Regions from separate parts of the Homo sapiens genome. Here region 2 is linked to region 1. Evidence: chromatin loops called from intact Hi-C (ENCODE). Cell type or tissue: K562. All regions are shown on one strand. Links, peaks and the distances in the headings refer to the core of each region. The heading gives the core; the rest is flanking DNA. Region 1 holds the start of LINC02212 (long intergenic non-protein coding RNA 2212). Region 2 overlaps MARCHF6 (membrane associated ring-CH-type finger 6).

The links. Hi-C counts contacts between places; a loop is a spot of excess contacts. Peaks named below come from ENCODE experiments on the same cell type or tissue, not always from the same donor. Only the 100,000 strongest peaks of a DNase experiment are listed, where the experiment ranks them.
Region 2: a loop joins it to region 1, with 2.1 times the contacts of the local background. A loop is called at or near these places in 1 of 110 quality-filtered maps.

What each region holds. Positions count from the first base shown.
Region 1 is chr5:10,495,748-10,507,186 of GRCh38, reverse strand. It overlaps LINC02212 (long intergenic non-protein coding RNA 2212), which reads left to right and starts at 4,459. Exons shown (of 3, transcript NR_104606.1): 1 at 4,459-5,982. LINC02213 (long intergenic non-protein coding RNA 2213) reads left to right here. Exons shown (of 3, transcript NR_134289.1): 2 at 612-718; 3 at 1,663-2,197. RefSeq lists an enhancer at 3,144-4,038. In K562, for the core only: CTCF peaks have their summits at 4,443 and 4,938; DNase peaks (open chromatin) are centred at 2,866 and 5,426.
Region 2 is chr5:10,356,017-10,367,455 of GRCh38, reverse strand. The region is part of intron 1 of MARCHF6 (membrane associated ring-CH-type finger 6); the gene reads right to left. Among named protein-coding and RNA genes, the nearest start is that of MARCHF6-DT, 7.7 kb to the right of the region's middle. In K562, for the core only: a CTCF peak has its summit at 9,427; DNase peaks (open chromatin) are centred at 9,145 and 9,385; H3K4me3 peaks cover 1,527 bases.

The sequences.
Region 1 (11,439 bases), core at 2,601-7,600:
GTTCGAGACCAGCCTGGCCAACATGGTGAAACCCCATCTCTACTTAAAATACAAAAATCAGCCGTGCGTGATGGCGGGTGCCTGTAATCCCAGATACTTGGGAGGCTGAGGCAGGAGAATCACTTGAATCTGGGAGGTGGAGGTTGCAGTGAGCCAAGGTCATGCCACTGCACTCCAGCCTGGGTGACAGAGACTCTGTAAAAAAAAAAAAAAAAAAAAAAAATCCATGGGAACATGGACAAGCAATGGAAGAAATAAGAAAATATATTATCTGTGTGTATCTGGCCCCCTCACCTCATTTGCTCATGGAGTGGAGCCCAATCAATGACTAATTCCAACTCAGGTGTTCACAGCAAAATTCATCACTTACTGCGCATCTGTTGTATGGATGAGGACTCTGATGGCTTCCTGGAGGAATTGCTAAATAAGCATTATCTTTTCAGAAATCAAATCACCAGATAATCTTTCTGATCCTCAGTTTCCCCTGTCTCACAAATGGGAATGAAAATTCTGATGAACTAATAAAGTAGGCTATCAATGGAAGATTGCTGTTAAGAATGTCTTTAGACTCAATTGTCATCCACACTAATACCTGCCTGTCATTCTGCCAGTGCGTTTCTCTTCTACAACTCTCTTTTTGGGGATGTCGCCAATAATCTATATTTCAACAAGATGGATAAAGCTGTGAAAAGGATCGGATTCTGCCCAGGACTTCAAGGTGACATACTTTCCCTTTACTTCTGGAGAGGGTATTCTGTACCTCTTTAGGTTTGTCTTATCCTTGTCTTTCCCCCATTGAAATGTAAGCTGAAAGGAAACAGAGAGCCTTGTCTGTCCCAGGCTTTGCTGTAGCTCCTGCACCTAGAACAATGCCTGGCACTCAATAGATCCATGTTAAAGGAGTGACTGAGTTTCTCTTGGCCATTAAACCCTTAGCATTGGTATGGCTTCTAATAGCTCTGTCAGAATTTGTACACTTCTGGATTGTTCCAGGAATTGGAGGACTACTCTGGGCAGATGTTTAAAACTAGTATCTCTTAATATTTCAAACCCTATATCAGTGTAGTGGCTATGAAAGAAAGAAGTTACTTTTTTTTTTTTTTTTTTTTTTTTGAGACAGAGACTTGCTTTGTCACCCAGGCTGGAGTGCAGTGGCGCAATCTCATCTCACTGCAGCCGCCACCTCCCAGGCTCAGGTGATTCTCATAGACTCAGTCTCCCAAATAGGTGGGAATATAGGCACGCATCACCACACCAGGCTAATTTTTTGTTTCCTTGTTTGTTTGTTTGTTTTTGCATTTTTAGTAGAAACGGGGTTTCACCATGTTGGCCAGGCTGGTCTCAAATTCTTGGCCTCAAGTGATCTGCCAGCCTCAGCCTCCCAAAGTGTTGTAATTACATGCGTGAGCCACCGCACCTGGCCAGTTCCTCTTTTTTTTTTTTTTTTATCAGACATAACCAACTGTTGCAGGAACAGCCCAAGTCCAAACAAGGGCATAAAAATGAGAAGTGCAAGTATTTTCAGACAGGCCTCCCATTATAGACTGTACGACTGGGAAAGACTGATCATACTAACAGTGCGAGGCTAGCTAACTTTTCCCTCCAATTTCCTTCCATAATTGCTTATCTTGGGTGGTTATACACCAATACTTTGTCAAACAGTATGTGACCTCAGCAGAACTGACCAATACATTACTGGAGCAGAATAATCAGTCTTGAAATAAACCCATGGATAAAGGATGGATTGTCCAATAAATGACATTACGACAATTAGGTAAGCATTTGGAAAAACAAATGAAGTTTTGTTACACCATATATGTTATGGATTGAATTGTGTCCTCCCAAAAGATACATTGAAGTTCTAACCCCTGGTATCAGTGCATGTGGCCTTTTTGGAAATAGGGTCTCTGCAGTTGTAATCAAGATGAGGTCATTAGGAGGGCCCTAATCCAATATGACTGACATCTTTATAAGAAGAGGAAAAGAGACACAAACACACAAAGAGGATGCCGTGTGAAGACAGAGGGGCCGAGGCTCAAGTGATTCTTCTATAAGCCAAAGATTGCTGGTGACATCAAAGCGAAGAGAAAGCCGTGGAACAGATAGATGCTCCCCTAGAGCCCTTCAAGAAAGCACAGCCCTGCTGCCTCCTTGCAAACAGAACCATGAAAGAATAAATTTCTGCTGTTTTAAGTCACTCAGTTTGTGGTGATTTGTTATAACAGCCCTAGGAAATGTATAATATCATATCATATAACATAACATAATAAATATATTATAATACAATATTCCAAAAGATCAGATATTTACGTGTTTAAAAATAAAGCATGAGAAGATATATTGGACAGCATATAGTTTGGGGAGCAGAAAACCTTTGTGATCTTAACACTAAGATCTGAAATCATGACAGAAAAGATTGACCAGCTGACTACATCAAAAATATACATTTCTGTATCACTCACAAAAAAGAATAAAGTTAAAAGAAATAGTAGAAGCGTATTTGCCACATATGACAAAGAGCTTATGTGCACAATTCATAAGGGCTCCTATAAATTATAAAAATGTAAATAACTCAACATATGTATGAACAAATGACTAGACAAAGTACACAAGAAATTCAAATGGCAATAAAACACGTAGAGAGTTGTTCTGCTTCACTGATAATGAAATAAATGAAAATTAGGATAAAATATATAATTTCTCCCAAATCATACTGTCAAACATGAATCAAATTGAAAGCCTCTGACACTGACAGCAGCAGCTCCCACATGTCCCAGCCAAAGAGACTTAGGGATGTCAGCTGTGATGTCAAGGGTGACTCAGCAGATCTGAGTTGACCAAACCCTGCATACAGCCTTGATCAGCTCCGAAGAGATGACCCCTGAGTCCTTGGAGTGTCCCTCCTGATAAGGGTGGCTTTGTGTATCTGAGGCCTTGGGCCACATCCTTAGTTTATGCCAACAGTGTGATTTATGATGAAAGCCTGTTCACACGTGCCCGAGGCTCTGGGCCATGCTCTATTAATTTCACCTCTGTTGGGCTGAGGTCCAAGTAGCCGAGGTCAGTCACATGGGCACTGCATGCCTATGTGACTGACCCCAATGAAAACCCTGAACACCAGTGCATAGGTAAGCTTTCATGGTGGCTAACACCTCAAGTGTGCCGTGAAACATCGTTGCTGGGGAAAATAAACGCTATCCGTTCAGCCCCGCAGGGCAAGGACACCAGAAGCTTGTGCGAGTTTCTCCTGGACTCCGCTCTATGTTCCTTTTTCCTTTGCTAATTTAAATCTGTATTTTCAAAGTGTAAGCACAAATCTAATAGCCTTTCTTAGTGCTGTGAGTCCTACTAGCGAGTTGCCAAACCCAAAGGTAGTCTAAGGACCCCCTTCACAAGGGTCTCTTTGCACAAAGCTGGAAGCTGAGTTTGCAAAGCACTGTATATAGCACCTAGAGAACCTGCATTACTCAAGTGAAAGAATGGAGGGGGCCAGGCTGAGAGGGGGTCTCGGTGGCGCCCAGGGGTTGCAGCTCTCCTGGGTACTCATGTTGGTCTGTCTGCACCTGGGTGGAATATGGGATGGATAGCCCATGCCCTGGGCCTGGCAGCAAGCCTGCAGCCCTCAGGCCTGGCACCTGCAGCTGTGAGCTCTAGTCCCAGTCCAGTGTGAGCCAGAGGCAGAGCCAAAGGGACGTGTTCTTGGTCACTGGGGGCTGGAACTGATGACAGATGTGCTCTTCCCACACATCCTAACGAAAACAGCTGCGACAATACTTCACGCATGGTGCTGGACACGTAAGGCAACACACACAGCTTGGAAGTGCTGTGTGACTGTGAAAGTGATTTTCCTCCTGCTGTGTACTGAATGGTGTCCCCCCAAATTCATACGCTGGAGCCCTAACCCCCAATGTGACTGTATTTGGAGACAGTACCTTTAAGGAGGGAATGGGGGTTAAATGAGGCTATTAGGGTAGGCCATAATCCACTAGGACTGGGGTCCTTATATGAAGAGGAAGAGACCGCAGGCACGCTGTTGCACAGAGGAAAGGCCGAGGGTGGATGCAGCAGGAAGGCGGCCACCTGCAGCCAGGGAGAGAGGCCTTCGGAGAAACCAGCCTGCACACCTTGGACATCCAGTCTCCAGGACAGTGAGAAAATCACCTGTGTGCTATAAGCCTCCCAGTATGTGGCACTTTCTTAGGTCAGCCTTAGCAAACGAATAGAACTCAGAGATGGACACAGACGGCTCCCAGGTGTTCACCTGGCACTGTAGCCCTCATCTTTGCTCCTGCTGTCGTTTCCGAGGAGCCTGTGGAGCCGGCCGTGCAGTCGTGCAGGCAGTAGTGCTTTGCAGGCTACAACATCTCTCCTGTGGGCCTTCTGGGTGCACACGGAGGTGGAGCCTCCTGGAGCACAGTCATGAGCAGAGCTCTCCTGGCTCCACCTCTGCCTCCCATCAGGGGTGAATAAGGCGGAAGCTGAGGGGACAGTCACAGCCAGGACAGGAATGTCACCCCCAGCTGGCAGACAGCACTCTGAGCAGCCAGGCCTGGGATCCTCTGACCTGCCCACTTCAGGAGGCCAGTGTGGTCACTGCCACCCCACGGTCTGGGGACCCTGGACTCCAAACTTGTAAGTGCTAGAGTGGGCAGCTGGAGGCCATCTGGGCACTTTAAAACACAGGTACTCGGGAACAAACCTCTGATGGGGTGGGTGGGGTGAGGGATGGGGGACCTTGGGTCCCAGGCCCTCTGTGATTTTCTGATGAACTTCCTTCTGTGGGAGCGCTGGCTCAGGGAGCTCCTGGCCTCTCCTCCTCTACCACTTCCTCCGCCACCCGCCTCCACCTGCTCCCGGCCTGATGTCCGCAGGGTCATGTGTGCAGTAGTCCCACGTCCAGGCTCACTGCAGAGGCAGCCCTCTTCAGACAGGAGGCAGAAGAGAGGGCCCCCGCAAGTTAGCTTTTACTTTAATATTATTATGTCATTATGTGTATTATTATTGTCATCAACATCTTTTTATTCTGCAAATACTAATTTCATATCCCATATGGGCAGGCTCTGTGCAAGGTAAATTACTAAGTTTTGTTAATGAAGTCAAACAAAGTCATGGGTTCTATAAGAAGACAACTATTTTAAAATATGGCATAAATGACATTATATAGTTAAGATAGTATAAAGACACGACTTGGAACAAGCAAACGTGGGAACAAGGCAAGGAGAACGTGTAGCTTCCTTTTGGAGTGCTCATACTAATTGCTGATGAAACATTTCTGCACTCGGCAGGGAATCAGTCCACAGCCCCCCTCTGATTAAAATGCGACCCAGCTTGGACTCTGAGAGCAAATGTCCCAGCGACCCTGGGAAGAAGTGATGCAATCCTCTCTTTGCGCTGTTTATCATTTCTGAGAAGCAATGACATAGCTGCCTCTTGCAGTTTGGTCTAATTACTTGTCTGATCTCCCCCAGGGAGAAGCAGCTCTGTTCTCCCTTGGCCTCCAGACAGTGGGGCCCACAGTCTCTACTGGAGGAGTGGGGCCGGCCATCGTGGGCAGGGGAGGTGGAGACCCCTTGAAGCTGATCTGTATTGCAGGGTGTGGAGTAGGGCTGGGGGTTCCTGGGCCTCTAATCTTTAAAATCCAGCAAGAAGGTAGTGTACTGTGAGCCAGGCCCATCATTCTCTTTCCTCCCTGAAACCATCGATGAGTCTTCCCCTAAGGGCTGGAGGGGAGGGTCCCCTTTCTTTGACTTCCCTTGCAGTTCCTCTGATGCTGAAGAGTAGGGCTTGCAGGGACTCTGCCTCCTGCAGGGAGCAGCCACTGTTTCCAGGGACCCTCACAGAAGAGGAGCTAATTTCACACTTTGGGACTCCATAGAAGCCAGCTTCCTGGCAGTTTGAAGTGTGCTTCTCACACATCTTCCACCAGCTTGTTTGTCTGCCTATATCTGAGGATCCTTTAAAGCGATTGAAACAAAATTAAGGGTAAGAAAATTAAAATTTGCTCTGTGCTTGCTATGTGCCAGACACAGTATTTGGCATGATACAGATTTTCATTGACATCAGCTCACTTGGGCAGGTGACTTCACCTCTCCGTGTCTTAGTGTCCTTACCTGTACTGATAAACTAATGGTACTAGCACTTAACCAGAGGGATATTGTGAAGAAAGACTGATGTAATATACATAAAAGACTCAGAACAAATCCTAGGACAGGGAGCATTCAAGAGTGAGGAGCTATTTCATCCTCCTCCTCCCCATCAAGGTAGATATTTAGCCCATTTTACAGATGAAAAGTGGAGGCCCAGGCAATGGAGTCGCCCTCACAAGGACCTCCTGAGGGAAGTGGTACAGCCCCGATTCAACCCAGCCCAGAGTCCTCCTTGACCTCACACCATCACAGCATCTCTCCTATCGGGACCCACAAGCACTTCTGAAACCTGGAAAATAATTACTACCTCCCTGTGTTATCATTGACTTCCAAATTCTTCCACATAGGACAGTGGCTTTCAAATTTCTTTGGTTTGGTTTGTTTTTTTGAGACAGGATCTTTCTCACTCTGTTGCCCAGGCTGGGGTGCAGTAGCATGATCATAGCTCACTGCAGCCTCAACCTCCTGGGCTCAGGTGATCCTCCCACCTCAGCCTCCCAAGTAGCTGGGACTGTAGGTGCATGCCACCACACTTGGCTAATTTTTTAAATTAATTTTTTAAACTAATTTTTTATAGAATGAGGGTCTCACTATGTTGTCCAGAATGGTTTGGAACCCCTGGCCCCAAGCAGTCCTCCCATCTTGGTCTCCCAAAGTGCTGAGATTAGAGGGGTGAGCCACTGTGCCTGGCCAGCTTTCAGTTTTTGATTGCCTCACTTGGAAAGAAATGTTTTATATCACAACCCAGAAAATATACATATAAACATGGAATCAAGATTTAATGACACAGTACTTTCTCTCACTGTGTTCTATGTACCTGGTATTTTTCTAGTAGGTTTTGTGTGTGTGTGTGTGTGTGTGTGTGTGTGTGTGTGTGTGTGTTTTCAGACAGGGTCTCAGTCTATTACCCAGTTTGGATGCAGTGGTGCAATCTCGGCTCACTGCAGCCTCAACCTCCTGGGCTAGCAATCCTCCCACCTCAGCCTCCCAAGTAGCTGGGACTCCAGGCACCCACTGCCACGCCCAGCTAATTTTTTTTCTCTTAGTAGAGACAAAGTCTCACTATGTTGCCAGCTGGTCTCCAACTCCTGAGCTTAAGGGATCCTCCCAAATTCTTGTGATTACAGGCATGAGCCACTGTACCCTGCCCTGTTTTATTTTTAAGCACTGGTTTCAACTGGCCTTGCCTGGCAGTTTGAAAACCACTGGCAAGGTGAAGTGGCCAGTGAGGGGGCAGGTGTCAAGTGTAATCTGCCCTGGGACTGTGTGGCACAGCCTGAGGATCCTGTTCAGACAAGACTCCAAGCACTCCGTCCAGGATACCTGGGCCCAGCTTCCTAAGCACCAGCCCCGCCCCAGGGGAACTGTTCCATCCCCTGCTCTGAGATGCAGTGGGCTCCTAGTGGGCATAGAGGGAGGTTTAGTGAGAAGCGCACCTTCAGGGCCCCCACAATCCACCAGGCTGGATCACCCAGATTCACTGAGGGCGTTCACAGCACCCCCAAAGATGTATTCCTTTAGCATTTGATCATTCAGTCTCCCCTTAAATGGGAGGTGCTCCTTTGCTGTTTGCATGTCAGTGGGGAAGGGTCTCGTGCCATGAGGTTTGGAAACTGACCCTCTTGACTAGAGACCCGCCAGGGCTAGCAAGGTGGAGAGGCGGAAGAAGGGGGGAAAGCAAAGGGAAATGAGTCCTAGGAGGAGCTGCCCTCCAGGCGCCATCCTGACTCGCCAGCCTCAGCTGCGGCTCTTCCCCAACCCCTTCCTCTGCTTCCTGGGTGCACGGCCAGCCTACCCCTCCTGGCTTCACTGTGGCCTGTAGCTGAATTCTGGCCCAGTGAATACGCATGGACAGGATGAGCAGTACTTCCTGGCCTGGCTCCCCACACGCCATGCTCTTCCCCTTCAGCTTGAGACAGGGGAGCATAGGGACCTTGGGACCCACATGGAAGTTTGGAGGGTTCCCACATGGAAGATTGGGGCATCCCACATAGAAGGAGCTCAGGCCCCCAAATCACTGCTTAGATGGACACCAACTGCCCCTCAAGATCACTCATTTTGAACTTCACGTGACCAAAATAAACTTACATTATGTTAAGATACGGAGATTACCCTAACAGGCAAATTTTCAAATTTCTAAACTATCCAAGCTCAAGGAAGTGGAGGAAGGCATTCTAAAATTGAATTTAGCAAAAACTTACTTCAAAACAGGAAAGACTCTATATTGGGTTGAACAGTGTCTTTCCAAAATGTATGTCCACCGGAATCCCAGAGTGAGCCCTTACGTGGAAATAGGGTCTTTGTGAATGCAGTCAAATTTAGATGAAGTCATGCTGGAGGAGGGTCGGCCCTTATCTAGTGATTGGTGTCCTAAAAAAAGAGAGAAATTTGGACACAGAGACACAGACACATGGGGAAAAGGCCACGTGAAAACAGAGGCAGACATTGGAGCTCCAAACTAAAGACACCAGGGGCGCTGTGACTATCAGAATGAGGGGACGCAAGAGCAGCTTCTTCCGGGGAGCCTTGGGAGAGAGGATGGCCCAGCCAGCACCTTGCTTCGGGATTTCTGGCCTTCAGAACTGTGAGAGAATAAATGTGTGTTGTCTTAAGCCACCCAGTTTGTGGCACTTGGTTACAGCAGCCCCAGGAAACCAATACACTCTGAAATCAAAGCTTAGTGTAATTTTTAAAAATTGTACTATTTTTAGCCCAGTTCTGGGCCACGTGCTCTTAGGAAGTGCTAGTCCTGATTCGATGCTTCCAGCTGGAGGAGACCCCTCCTCCCCTCACCCATCCAGAGAGATCACCTTGGGGCCGGGCTACTGGATGACCTCCAGAACAGAGAAACTCTCTGCCCAGGAAGAACAGCATTCTTTATTTTTGAGACGGAATCTGGCTCTGTCACCCAGGTGGGAGTACAGTGATGGATCACGGCTCACTGCAACCTCCGCCTCCCGGGTTCAAACGATTCTCGTGCCTCAGCCTCCCGAGTGGCTGGAACCACAGGCATGCACCACCATGCCTGGCTAATTTTTGTATTTTTAGTAGAGATGGGGTTTTACCATGTTGGCCAGGCTGGTCTTGAACTCCTGACCTCAAGTGATCCACCCACTTTGGCCTCCCAAAGTGCTGGGATTACAAGCATGAGCCACTGCACCGAATAAGGTTCGTCCAGCTGCCAGAAGGGGCCCAGCTGCCCTTGAAAGATGGTGTGGCCCACCCTCTGCCGTGGTCCCCGCCTGAGCCATGACAGGGAGAGGGAGGCCTGGAAGATAAAGACCATGAAGGCAGATGCAGGAATCTCAATTCCTGAGGCTGCTCCCGGGACCCAGCCCAAGTAGGTGGATGCCTGTTTGTCAGCCCAGCCACACTTATAGACCAGAATCAGCCAGCTCCTATCAACTATCAACCTTCACTTCAAGCATTCAGACATACAACAAATCATGCAGCTGATGGCTTCTGAAATCAAATTTGAAAAGGGAAAGCTGTTGTAAACCCATTAGCTGCTAATCAGACCACCTCAAGGAACACTAGGATGAGTGTTTTGTTTTGTTTTGTTTTGTTTTGTTTTGTTTTGTTTTGTTTTGAGACAGAGTCTCACTCTGTCTCCCAGGCTGGAGTGCAGTGGTGCAATCTCAGCTCACTGCAACCTCACCTCCTGGGTTCAAGTGATTCTCACGCCTCAGCCTCCCGAGTAGCTGGGATTACAGGTGCCTGCCACTATGCCCTGCTAATTTTTTAATTTTATTTTTAGTAGAGATGGGGTTTCACCATGTTGGCCAGGCTAGTCTCAAACTTCTGACCTCAGGTAATCCGCCTGTCTCAGCCTCCCAAAGTGCTGGGATTACAGGTGTGAGCCACTGCGCCCGGCCAGATGAGTGTTCTTTACAGAGCAGATGTCTTTTTAAACATGAAGCATCACTCCGTGGAGGAGTATGCTGGAGCTGCAGTAACAAAGTGTCATGAGCAGAGGGGCTTAAACCACAGAAGTGCCTCACCTCGGAGCTCTGCAGGCTGTTAGTCCAAGAGCAAGGTGTCCGCAGGGTTGGTTCCTACTGAGGCTGTGAGAGCAAATCTGCCAGGCCTCTCCTCTAACTTCTGGTGTTGGCAGGGAAAACCTGGGGTTCCTTGGTTTGTAGAGGCAGCACCCTGATCTTTGCTTTCATCTTCACATGGCCTGTTTGTTTGTTTGTTTGTTTTGAGATGGAGTCTCGCTCTGCCACCCAGGCTAGAGTGCAGTGGCATGATCTCCACTAACTGCAACCTCCTCCTCCCAGGTTCAAGTGATTCTCATTCCTCAGCCTCCTGAGTAGCTGGGATTAGAGGCATGCACCACCATACCTGGCGGATTTTTTTTTTGTATTTTTGTTAGAGATGGAGTTTCACCATGTTGTCCAGGCTCGTCTTAAAGTCCCGGCCTCAAGTGATCTGCCTGCCTCGGCCTCCCAAAGTGTTGGGATTACAGGGGTGAGCCACCATGCCTGGCCAGCTTGGAAGTTTTTGAAAAGCTAAACAGACACACACACACACTATTGTGATGCCCCCCAATCCGCCCCAACACATATGCTAAACAGAAACGTGTGTGTTTGTCCGCCAAAAGACATGCAAGAATTTAGAGAGCAGCACTGCTGGTGATTGCTAAAAAGTGAAAACATTTCTAACCTCCATCCTGCAAGGGGAAAATGGGTGAATAAATAGAGGTGTGCTTAAATAATGGTGGAATTCTACTCAGCACTAAAAAAGAGCAAACTCCAGCCTCACGTGGCAATGTGGATGGGCTTAATGAACATCATGCTGAGAGAAAATCAGGCACCAAAAAGAATAGACCATTTCGTTCCATTGACAGGCAGTTCAAAAACAGGCAAAAGGTGTCAGGAGTCAGAATAGTGCTTACCTTTGGGAGGGGATAGCGACTTGGGGGGCTGTGGGATTGAGGGGGCAGTTTCTCTGCTGCTTCTAATATTCTGTTCCTTGATCTGGGTGCTAGTTAGCAGAGTGTGTTCTGTCTGCGAAAATTCCCTGAGCTGAGGTTATGATACATAACATGATAAGATGCATAATATGATATAGAATAGAACATGACATAACAGCTCTCAGCTCTGGCTTCTTTTTGCTTGTAAAATGAAATAATAAGAATACTCACCCTGGCCGGGCATGGTGGCTCACACCTGTAATCTCAGCACTTTGGGAGACTGAGGCGGGTGGACCACCTGAGGTCAGGAGTTTGAGACCAGCCTAGCCAATGTGGTGAAACCCTGTCTCTACTAAAAAAAAAAAAAAAAATACAAAA
Region 2 (11,439 bases), core at 6,323-11,322, 140 kb after region 1:
TTTTTTATTACTAACAGACTTTAGATTTTAGAAGTCTTAGACTTACAGAAAATATGAAGAGAGTACAGAGTTCCCATATACCCAGCACACAATATCCCCTACTATTAACATCTTATTAGGATTTGTTACACTTTTGTTACACTTAACCAATATTGATACATTGTCATTAACTCAAATCCATGGTTTATTCTGATTTCCTTAGTCTTTACCTAACGTCCCTTTTCTGTTCTAGGATCTACATATATTTAGTTGTCATGTCTCCTTGGGCTCCTCTGGGCTCGGGCAGTCTCTCAGATTTTCCTTGTTTCTGACGACCTTGACAATTTTAAGGAGTACTGGTCAGGTACACTGTAGAATGTCTGTTTACTGGAAATTGCATGATTCATGAATAGACTGGGGCTATGGGTTTTGGGAAGGAAAAAAATCACATGAAGTGGCATCTTATATCATATCATATCATATCAAGGGATATGCCATCAACATGATTTGTAACTGTTGGAGGCCGAAAGACTGAGGGTCGTGATCAACTCAGTATACCACTGGAGGCTATAAGAGTGAACAGCAAACTGTTCTCATAAACGCAGAATGTTGGCAAACTGACAAACTGCCTATGCCACCCAGAAGGAATGCTGAAGGCAGTCACGCCCCAAGCTCAGTTTCTTGTGATTAGGTACATCTGAAGCCTGTTCGTAATAATATGAACGTGTGATCAATTAAGCAGCTGACCAGTCATTATCACCTCCCCCCTGCTCTTTCTACCCAATAAATTCTAAGGGCTGTGGAAGCTAGGCTGCTGCCTTTGCTCCCTAGAAGCAGGGAGCCCTCTTTTTCTTCCCCTTTTTTCTTCCTTTAAAAGTTTCTTTTGTCTTAATTTTTCATTTCTACATTTGTCCCCCTTCACTCAGTCTCATAATGACGGTCTCAAGTAGTAACAGCAGTAACTGTCATAGTGACAGTCTCAAGTAATAACCGTGGCACTATGCCACATGTAACTGTTAATGTTGACCTTGTTCATCTGGCTGAAGTAAACAAGGAATGTTTAATATGTAATTATCAATAAAATTTTTACAATTAGTAGCTACAATTATAGTAGACAATTTTGAAAATATATTAAAAATATTACTCAAAATGTCTGCAGATAACCTATATAGCCCAAAATAGGGAAGCGGCTATATAAATGGTGCACATTCACTATATGGAATGTATACAGTCCCTTAAAAATAGCAAATACAAGGCTGGGCGCAGTGGCTCATGCCTGTAATCCCAGCACTTTGGCAAGATGGATCACTTGAGTCCAGAAGTTCGAAACCAGCCTGGCCAACATGGCGAAACCCATCTCTACTAAAAATACAAAAACTAGCCAGGTATGGCAGCACACGCCTATAATCCCAGCTACTCAGGAGGCTGAGGTACAAGAATCATTTCAACCCAGGAGGCGGAGGTTGCAGTGAACCGAAATTGCGTGACTGCATTCCAGCCTGGGCAACAGACCAAAAAACAAAAAAAAAGTATATATATGTATATATAACTATTTGCTAATATGGAAAGAGATATAACATTTTTAAATGACCACACTCCCTTACTTCCAACTAGGTAAAAACACCATAGCCTAAAGAAGAAAATGCAAAAAAAAGACAGCCACTGTAATTGGTCAGACGAGAACATGGGTAATTTTTCTTCCTTTCTCGTCCCCAAGTAGATAGTGTTTAATTGCTACTTTTACAATTACAGGCAGAAAAAAATGTTTAACTGCTCAAATTTTACAAAAAATATTTCCTTTTTGAGGGTGAGCGTATACCCATACACAAACTATGTGGGTTTGGGAATTAGGCCTTGCAAACACAGTTTAAAAATTCCAATTCTCGGCCAGGTGCAGTGGCTCACGCCTGTAATCCCAGGAGGCTGAGGTGGGCGGATCACCTGAGGTCGGCAGTTCATGACCAACCTGACCAACATGGAGAAACCCCACCTCTACTAAAAATACAAAATTAGCCAGGTGTGGTGGCATATGCCTGTAATCCCAGCTACTCGGGAGGCTGAGGCAGGAGAATCGCTTGAACCCGGGAGGCGGAGGTTGCGGTGAGCCAAGATCGTGCCATTGTACTCCAGCCTGGGCAACAAGAGCGAAACTCTGTCTCAAAAATAATAATAATAATAATAATTCCAATTCTCTATGTACCCCAAAGTTTACTTATTTTAGCTCACCAGATTACTATCGTTACTAAATTAAAAATTCACCTGTACTGTTGCTCCTGGAAGCCTGAAAACTGCACTTTCTGGCCTCCTTGCCAACTAGGCTTAAGTTAGAGTCTGTCAATGAGAAGCACTTCTGTGAGATCAGAAGAAGCAGGGAGGCTGGGTGCAGTGGCTCACACCTGTAATCTCAGCACTTTGGGAGGCTGAGGTGGGTAGATCAACTGAGGTCAGGAGTTCAAGACCAGCTTGGCCAACATGGTGAAACCCCGTCTCTACTAAAAATACAAAATTAGCCGGGCGTGGTGGCATGTGCTTGTAATCCCAGCTACTCAGGAGGCTGAGGCAGGAGAATCGCTTGAACCTGGGTGGCAGAGGTTGCAGTCAGCCAAGATCGCACCATTGCACTCCAGCCTGGGCGACAAGAGCGAAACTCCATCTCAAAAATAAAAATAAAGAAGAAGCAGAGAAACAGCGAAACCATTTTCTACTTGTTTCTAAAAACCAGCAGTTGCAGCTAATGGCAGGTACTGCAGACTCCTGCTAACAGATACGCAAGTCATGGTGGAGATTCTGCCCAACAGCTGTGGGCAACATCAAGCTTCAGCAGCACAGGCAATGAATGATTCCAACAATTTCAGCAGTAATGAGCTAGTTATCCATGTATCCCCTTCTCAACTCCAAATTCTCCCTTTCAGTCCCTGTTCAGTGATAGGGATGCTAAGCTTTTCTTTTCTTTTCTTTTGGCTAGGGGCAGTTAAACTTTGCCAGTAGAGGGTGCTGGAGGGATATCTAAGAAGAAAGGGGTGTTTTCTAGCTCCTGCCACACTATCAGTAGTTTTGTTTTAATGAACACCTTCATACAGCCCTGCTGATGAGGACCCAACACACTCCAGGACTTGCACAGGTACACACAGTGATATCCCAACTCCCTCTGCATAACTGCCCATCAACCTTGGCTCACCTGTACCCGGAAGGTTGCTTTCTGCTCCCCAGAAGAAGTGGTGTACCACTTTACACTCCCACCAGCAGTATATGAAAATTCCAACTGCTCTACCTCCTTACAAACACTTGGTACGGTCAGTCATTCTATTACCATTTTAGCCACACTAATAGGTATGTAATGATATCTCACAGTAGTTTTAATTAACAATTTTATTCAGATATATGTCATAAAGTTCACCAATTTAAAGACTTCAATTGTTTTAAGTATATTTACAGTTACGCAACCATCACCATAATCTTTTAGAACATTATCATCATCCCAAAAGGAAACCCTGTAACTATTAGTGGATACTTCCTACTCCATCTGCTCTCCCCAGTTCCAGACAACCACTAATTTCTCTATATATAGATTTGCCTATTCTGGACATTTCACACAAATAGGATCATAGAAAATATGTTCTTTTGTGACTGGCTTATTTCACTTATCCTAATGTTTATGAGATTTATCCAAGTTGTACCATGCATCAGTACTTAATTCCTTTGAACTGCTGGGTAATATTCTATTTTACAAATAGATCACATTTATCTACTCATCAGTTGATGGACACTGGGTTGTTTCTATTTGGCTATTATAAATAATACTGCTAACTCATATACAGGTTTTTGTGTGAATATATTTTTTGAATTCTCTTGGGTATATGAAATTTCTGGGTCATATGGTTACTCAGCTTATCTTTTTGAGGAATTACCAAAATCAGTCACACTATCTTACATTCCTAGCGTAACAAATGAAGGTTCCAATTTTTCTACAATGCTCACCAACACTTACCTGTTCTTTCTGATTATAGCCATCCTAGCAGGTGTGAAGTGGTGTCTCATTATGGTTTTGACTAATGATGCTTAGCATATTTGCATATGCTTAATAGCCATGTACATGTATTTTTTAGTGAAGTGTCTATACAAATCTTTGGACCATTTTAAAAACTGAGTTATTGTTTTCTTATTACTGAGTTCTGAGAATTTTTTATATACTCCAAGCCCCTTATAAGATACATCTTCTGTATCCTGTCTTCATTCTGTTAAGTGTCTTTCTAATTTTGAAAGAAATTCTGAATTTTGATGCCATCTGATTTATCCACTTCTTTTATGGATCATGCTTTTGGAGTCATACCTAAGAGATCTTGGTCTAACCCAAGATTCCGAAGAATTTCTCCTATATTTTCCCCTAGAAGTTTCATAGTTTTAGGTTTTTCATTGAGGTCTAACAGCCCTTTGAGTTAATTTTGGTATATGGTACAAGCTATAGCTCAAAGTTCTTTTTTTTTTCCTACAGCTATTCAACTATTCCAGTGCCATTTGTTGAAAAACGATATCCTTTATATTTTATGCAATTGCTTTTGCACTTCTGTCCAAAAATCAACTGTCCATGTATGTGTGGATCTATTTCTGGACTCTATCCTACACTACCAGACAAATGGATTTTAATTTAACAGTTAATTTAATTTTTTAAGGTGACTGCCATGTTTTCAGATACGTTAAGAAACTACCACTTGTCAAGTTTTGACATAGTATCAAAGAACATACAAACATCTGAAAATATTCATCCCTTTTCAAGCTATAAATCTGTGTGATGCCGAGTTTTTATATACACTAACCAAAACACTTAACAAAGTGACTGCAAAGGGAGAGATGAGAATCCAATTGTCTTATAATAATCCAGATAACGTTATTTTTATTAACATATATTGAGTTTATTGTTACTTTTAAATATTCTAAATAATTTGTATTCATTCTTCATTTCTAATATGGTAAATATCTATCTTTACATATAAAACCCACATAAACAAAAGTCCTTTGGGTCCTCAATTTTAAGAATGTAAAGGGGTCTTGGGACAAAGCTTTGAAAACCACTACTCTAGCTACATCAATGCTCTTCAAACTGTTCCATTCAATAGAAATGCCTCTTGGCACTTTTCAAGGACTTGGAATGAAGAAATGAAACATGCAGAAAACATTGTTGCACAGGTCCTAGATACGTAGTAGACATGTACCCAATATTTGGTAAATGGGGAAGTAATCAAAAAAGACATGGAATCTCCAATATTCTATTTCAAAAGTGTTATAACAGAACTGCACCCTAAACAGGGTAAATTTGTGTGTAAATTATACTTTATTAACCTGATTCCATCTTTACAGAATACATTAAGAGGTGACAGAAGGGAAGGAGAGAGACAGGAAAGTAAAAAGTGTATTACAGCCAGGCACAGTGGCTCACACCTGTAATCCCAGCACTTTGGGAGGCCGAGGTGGGCGGATCACCTGAGGTCAGGAGTTCAAGACCAGCCTGACCAACATGGAGAAACCCCATCTCTACTAAAAATACAAAATTAGCCAGGTGTGGTGGTGCATGCCTGTAATCCCAGCTACTCGGGAGGCTGAGGCAGGAGAATCCCTTGAATCCAGGAGGCGGAGGTTGCCATGAGCCGAGATCGCGCCATTGCACTGCAGCCTAGGCAACAAGAGCTAAACTCCGTCTCAAAAAAAAAAAGATATTATAATGAAGTTAAGTTATAAAAAATAAGTGTACAGGGAATGCTTCAGTCTTCCAAGCCTTCAAGAATTCATGTCTATCATGGGCTGAATTGCACTGCCCCTCCCCCCGTAATTCACGTGTTGAAGCCCTAACCTGCATGTATACACAATGTAACTATATTTGGAGACAGGATCTTTAAAGAGGTAATTAAGTTAAAATGAGGTCCTTAGAGTAGGCCCTAATCCAATATGACTAGCGTCTTTAAAAAAAGAAGAGATTAGGACATAGAGGGACAACTACATGAAGACATACAGAGAGAAGACTACATGAAGACACAGAAGACAATCATCTACAAGCCAAGGAGAGAGACCTCAGAAGAAACCAGGCCTACCAACACCTTCATCTCAAACTTCTAGCCTCCAGAGTTGAGAAAACAAATTTCTCTTAAGCACCCAATCTGTAGTACTTTGTTACAGCAGCCCCTGCAAACTAAAACAATATCTAAAACTGAACTACTTATCTCTTTCCATTCCCATTTGAAATAATATAAAAATCAATCATTTTTAACTCCTCCTCCTTATATTACCTCTTCAATTACTATGTTCTATTAATTCTACCTTGGTCTATTTCTTCTTTTCCATTCTTTCCATTCCCTCTACCTTAATGTAACTCCTATATCTCATCTAGCCTACTGCAACAGCATTCTAAAATATAGTCTGAATTATTAAGTTTTCCCTTGGGGGGTTCTTACTTCCTATTCACTTTTCAAGAACTCTTTCTGTTCTAACTGTATTATACTAAAAATAAGTGATCTTCATAGTCTTACAGGACAGAAGTAAAACCCACTAAAGTAAGCCTGGCCTGGAAGAAATGGGAAGTAGGCATCTGGAAGAGGATAGCCCAGCAATAATCACTCACAGGGCTTCAGTCTAAAAAGTATTCTAATTGAGCAATATAGCAGATCTCTTTTGCACTGTCTTACCAGCTCAAGAATGGACACAGCCAGTCATGATTCTTATTCTTCCATTACCTTTCCCACCACCACCCAGCTACCTGGATCAAAAGGATAAGCAACTGACCCAAGATGAGCCAGTGAGATTGTAGCTTCCAGAAATTTGAATTTAAGACAAACAAAAACTTGTCTTAACCAGGAAAGAGATAGACTCAGTAACCCTGGGGGATTGGTTTCAGGAAGTCCACAGGTGCCAAAATCCACAGATGCTCAAGTCCCTTATGTAAAACAGCATAGTATTTCCAAGTAACCTATGCACATCCTTCCATATACAGGAGTCCCCTGAACAAGAGTTAGGGGCACCGACCTCCTGCACAATCAAAAATCCACATACAGCCGGGCGCGGTGGCTCACGCCTATAATCCCAGCACTTTGGGAGGCTGAGGCAGATGGATCACCTGAGGTCAGGAGTTCAAGCCAATATGATGAAACCCCATCTCTACGAAAAATACAAAATTAGCCAGGCATGGTGGTGCATGCCTGTAATCCCAGCTACTCGGGAGGCTGAGGCAGGAGAATCGCTTGAACCTGGGAGGCGGAGGTTGCAATGAGCTGAGATGGTGCCACTGTACTCTAGCCTGGGCAAAAAGAGCAAAACTCTGTCTCAAAAAAAAAAAAAAAAAAAAAACACACACACATACAACTTTTGACTCCCGAAAAACTACTAATGGAAAACTACTAACAGCCTACTGGTGACCAGAAGCCTTCCCATAACATAATACAACATAAACAGTAGATTAATACACATATTGTACTACTTTTTTTTTGAGACGGAGTCTTGCTCTGTTGCCCAGGCTGGAGTGCAGTGGCGCGATCTCGGCTGACTGCAAGCTCCGCCTCCCACGTTCACGCCATTCTCCTGTCTCAGCCTCCCAAGGAGCTGGGATTACAGGCACCCGCCACCACATCCAGCTAATTTTTTCTATTTTTAGTAGAGACAGGGTTTCGCCATGTTGTCCAGGCTGGTCTCGAACTCCTGACCTCAGGTGATCTGCCTGCCACCGCCTCCGAAAGTGCTGGGATTACAGGCGTGAGCCACCGCACCCAGCCTTTGTATTACATTATACTAGGTATTATGAGTACTCAGGAGATTATTTAAAGTACAGATCTGTGAACATCACAGTTTGAACTACATGGGTCCACTTATACGCGGATTTCTTTCTTCAATAAATATATTGGAGAATTTTTTGGAAATTCACAACAATTTAAAAAAAGATGAACTGTGTAGCTTAGAAGGAGCAAAAAAAATAAAATTATGCCATGAATGCATAAACTGTATTATATGTATTGCGTACTGTATTATATGCTGCATTCTTACAATATGTATTGTAATATTATATACTGTATTCTATATTATATACTTTATTTTTACAATAAAGCTAGAGAAAAAAATTAAGAAAATCAGAAGGAAATTACATTTACAGCACTGTACCATATTTATTGATACCTGTCTGTTTACAAGATAAATCATTCTGAAATGGCCAGCAACCACAGCTACAAACCTCAATCTATGGCACATATGAAGCAATTCGACTTTTTCTTCATAATGTCATGCCTTTTTTCAGCTTCCTGGAGCACTTCCAGCATCACTTAGTGGCACCTCATATGGATCCCATCATGTTATTCAAAGTTTAGGGTACTGCACTAAATGCAATGAAAAATACAAGAGAATCCAGAGAGATACTTTTTACCATATACAATTTACTGGAGAGATGAGCTCCAACAACAGCAACACTTGAGCTCACAACAACAGCAACGGAAGGTGGCCACAAAATTATTACAGTAGCACAGTATGCACTACGGTTAATTTCATGCAGTTATGATTTAATACTGTATCTTTAAGTTTCTTTACATCTCTCAACTGTGAATGGTGCCATGTACAGTCTCCATTACATGTTTGTGTGTGTAAGTTTTGATAAATTTTAACATTTCATGACAGATTTGTATATATTTTATGATAGTGAGTAAAAGACTAGTATCTACATATATTTTATGCATTAATGACATAACTTTTTAACTTTCTCACTATTTCTAGACTACACAGTTCATCTGCAAGTTTTTTCAAATTGCTGCAAATCTCCAAAATTTTTTTCAATATATTTATTGAAGAAAAAAATCCATGTGTAAGTGGACCCATGTAGTTCAAAAACCCATGTTGTTCAAGAGTCAACTGTACTTTAAATTATCTCTAGATTACTTAGAATAATTATAACATAAATGTTATGTAGTCATCATACTGTATTGTTTGAGGAATAATGACAAGAAAAAAAGGCTGTACATGTTCAGTACAGAGGTAATCATCTATTTTTTTCCAAGTATTTTCCATCTGACATTGGATGAATCCACAGATGCGAAACCCACAAATACAGAAAGCTGGCTGCATATCAAGACAATTTATGTCTCACGTCAGCTCAAAACCCTCCCATAGCTCCCTATCTCACTATAAAAGTCAATGAAGTCCTACATGCTCTCTCCCCATTGGCTCCATATCTTTCTGACCTCATATTATACTTACTCTTCTCCAACTCTTTTACTCCGTTACAGCTACACTGCTCTCCTGGTGATTTATTGAACACTCTAGGCATGCTCCCATCTTAGACACTTCACATAGGCTATGTTCCCTCTGCCTGGAATGCTCTGCCCAGAGTATCTGCATGGCTAACTCCTTCTCCTTTGCTCCTTCTCAGTGAGGCCTTCCTTTACTGCTATATTTAAAACTGCGACCCCTAGTGAGCCAAGATCGCGCCACTGCACTCCAGCCTGGGTGACAGAGCAAGACTCCGTCTCAAAAAAAAAAAAAAAAAAAGCAACCCATGCCCTCATATCCTGGCACTTCTTATTCCCTCCCAATTCACTGTTCTCCACAGCGTTTATAACCTTCTAGTTATGCCATATAATTTACATGTTTATTTTGTCTTAAGCTAATAACTATAATGTAAGCTCTATGAAAGAAAGGATTTTCTCTATATTGTTCCTTGCCTAGCCCAAATGCATAGAATAGTGCCTGGCTCATAACAGGTCCTCAGTAAACATTTAACGAATAAATGCATGTACACTTGGTCACAAGCATGCCAAAACAGTGAAAGGTAATGCGTGGTAAGAAACATGCAGCAGACATCTCTGGAAACAAAGAAGACTGTGTGGGTCTAGAAAGAGAGGAACTAGCTGTCTGATTCTGACAACTTTCTATCCTTTTAACTCATTTCTTCCAAATTTAAGTTACCTCAAATTTTTGCCATAGTGATATAGAACATGATCAACCATAATACTCTTTAGCTTCACACTTTTCGAATGAATATGTTCCGTAAAGCATAAAGAACAGCTGCTTTGGTATTCTGTAATAAAATTACTAAGACTTTGTATTATGTTGTGCTAATACAAGCAGTAATTTAGCAAAATGGAAAAGAAAAAAAAAAAAACCTCAGCTTTATATCACTGAGCCGAAATGTGGGCATTCTATGACAAAATGTTTAATATTATCTTTGAGAACTGCACATCAACACTTGCAACATCTATTCCAATATTGTACTGCTTTTCCTTTAAAAAAAAAAAAAAAAAAGTATATCCTTGACCAAAGGATAGACTTTTCTCTGAAACTGAGAAATCTCAGTGCATTACAGGATCGGACTCCTAACCCATAAAATGAGGAGGGCAAATGTCTAAGGTCTCCTATAGCTCTGAAGTTTAAAAATGTCAGGATGGATAGCAGTTGACATAACACATCTGCACTCATACAAATAACATATACACAGTAAGAATGATTTATCCATCCCTGTATTATGAGAATGGATTATAAACCTGTTGATTTTACAAAAATTAATTTAATACTGAAGAAACTTTAGAGATCTTTAAAATCTAGCAAACAATTAGTATGAAACAGCCATGTCGGAACTAAGTATTACTACAAATGCATAACATTCTGAGCATCAGACTATCATATATGGTACCATCAGAGGCAAGCAATGTGCTATTTTTAAAAGGAAGGGAAGACTTACTATACGCACGGTTGATGTGTTTGTAACATTCTTAATCTCTTTGCTCAGAATATTAAAATATATTTTTAAAGGACAGAGAACCGGCCAGGAACGGTAGCTCACGCTCGTAATCCCAGCATTTTGGGAGGTTGAGGCGGACAGATCACCTGAGGTCAGGAGTTTGAGACCAGTCTGGCCAACATGGCGAAACCCCATCTCTACTAAAAACACAAAAATTAGCAGAGGGAGGTGGCGCGCTCCTGTAATCCCAGCTACTCAGGAGGCTGAGACAGGAGAATCGCTTGAACCTGGGAGGTGGAGGTTGCAGTGAGCAGAGATCATGCCACTGCACTTCAGCCTGGGCAACAGGGCAAGACTCCATCTCGGAAAATAAAATAAAATAAAATAAAATAAAATAAAATAAAATAAAATAAAATAAAATAAAATAAAATAAATAAAAAACAGAACCACAACAGTATAAGTGTTTTCAAAAGTAGGTGATACTGATTTTTTTTTAATTTAGTTTTATGTTTGGCCATACTTTGAATATCTCCTACCAAAAAATTTCTAAGCAGATTTAAAAAACCTAAGTCGCATTTTTTAAAGAAATAACCTATAATAACTGATTTCACAAATAGAACATTTTTTATTAGTTTTTTGGCATCTTTGCTATATCATTTTTAATCCTCTATAACCCTCCCTTTTCCTTTAAGTGTTATTTCAACTTAAATTTAATTGTAAAAATGTCAGAAGACTTCCAAACTGGAATTTTGCAAAAGCAG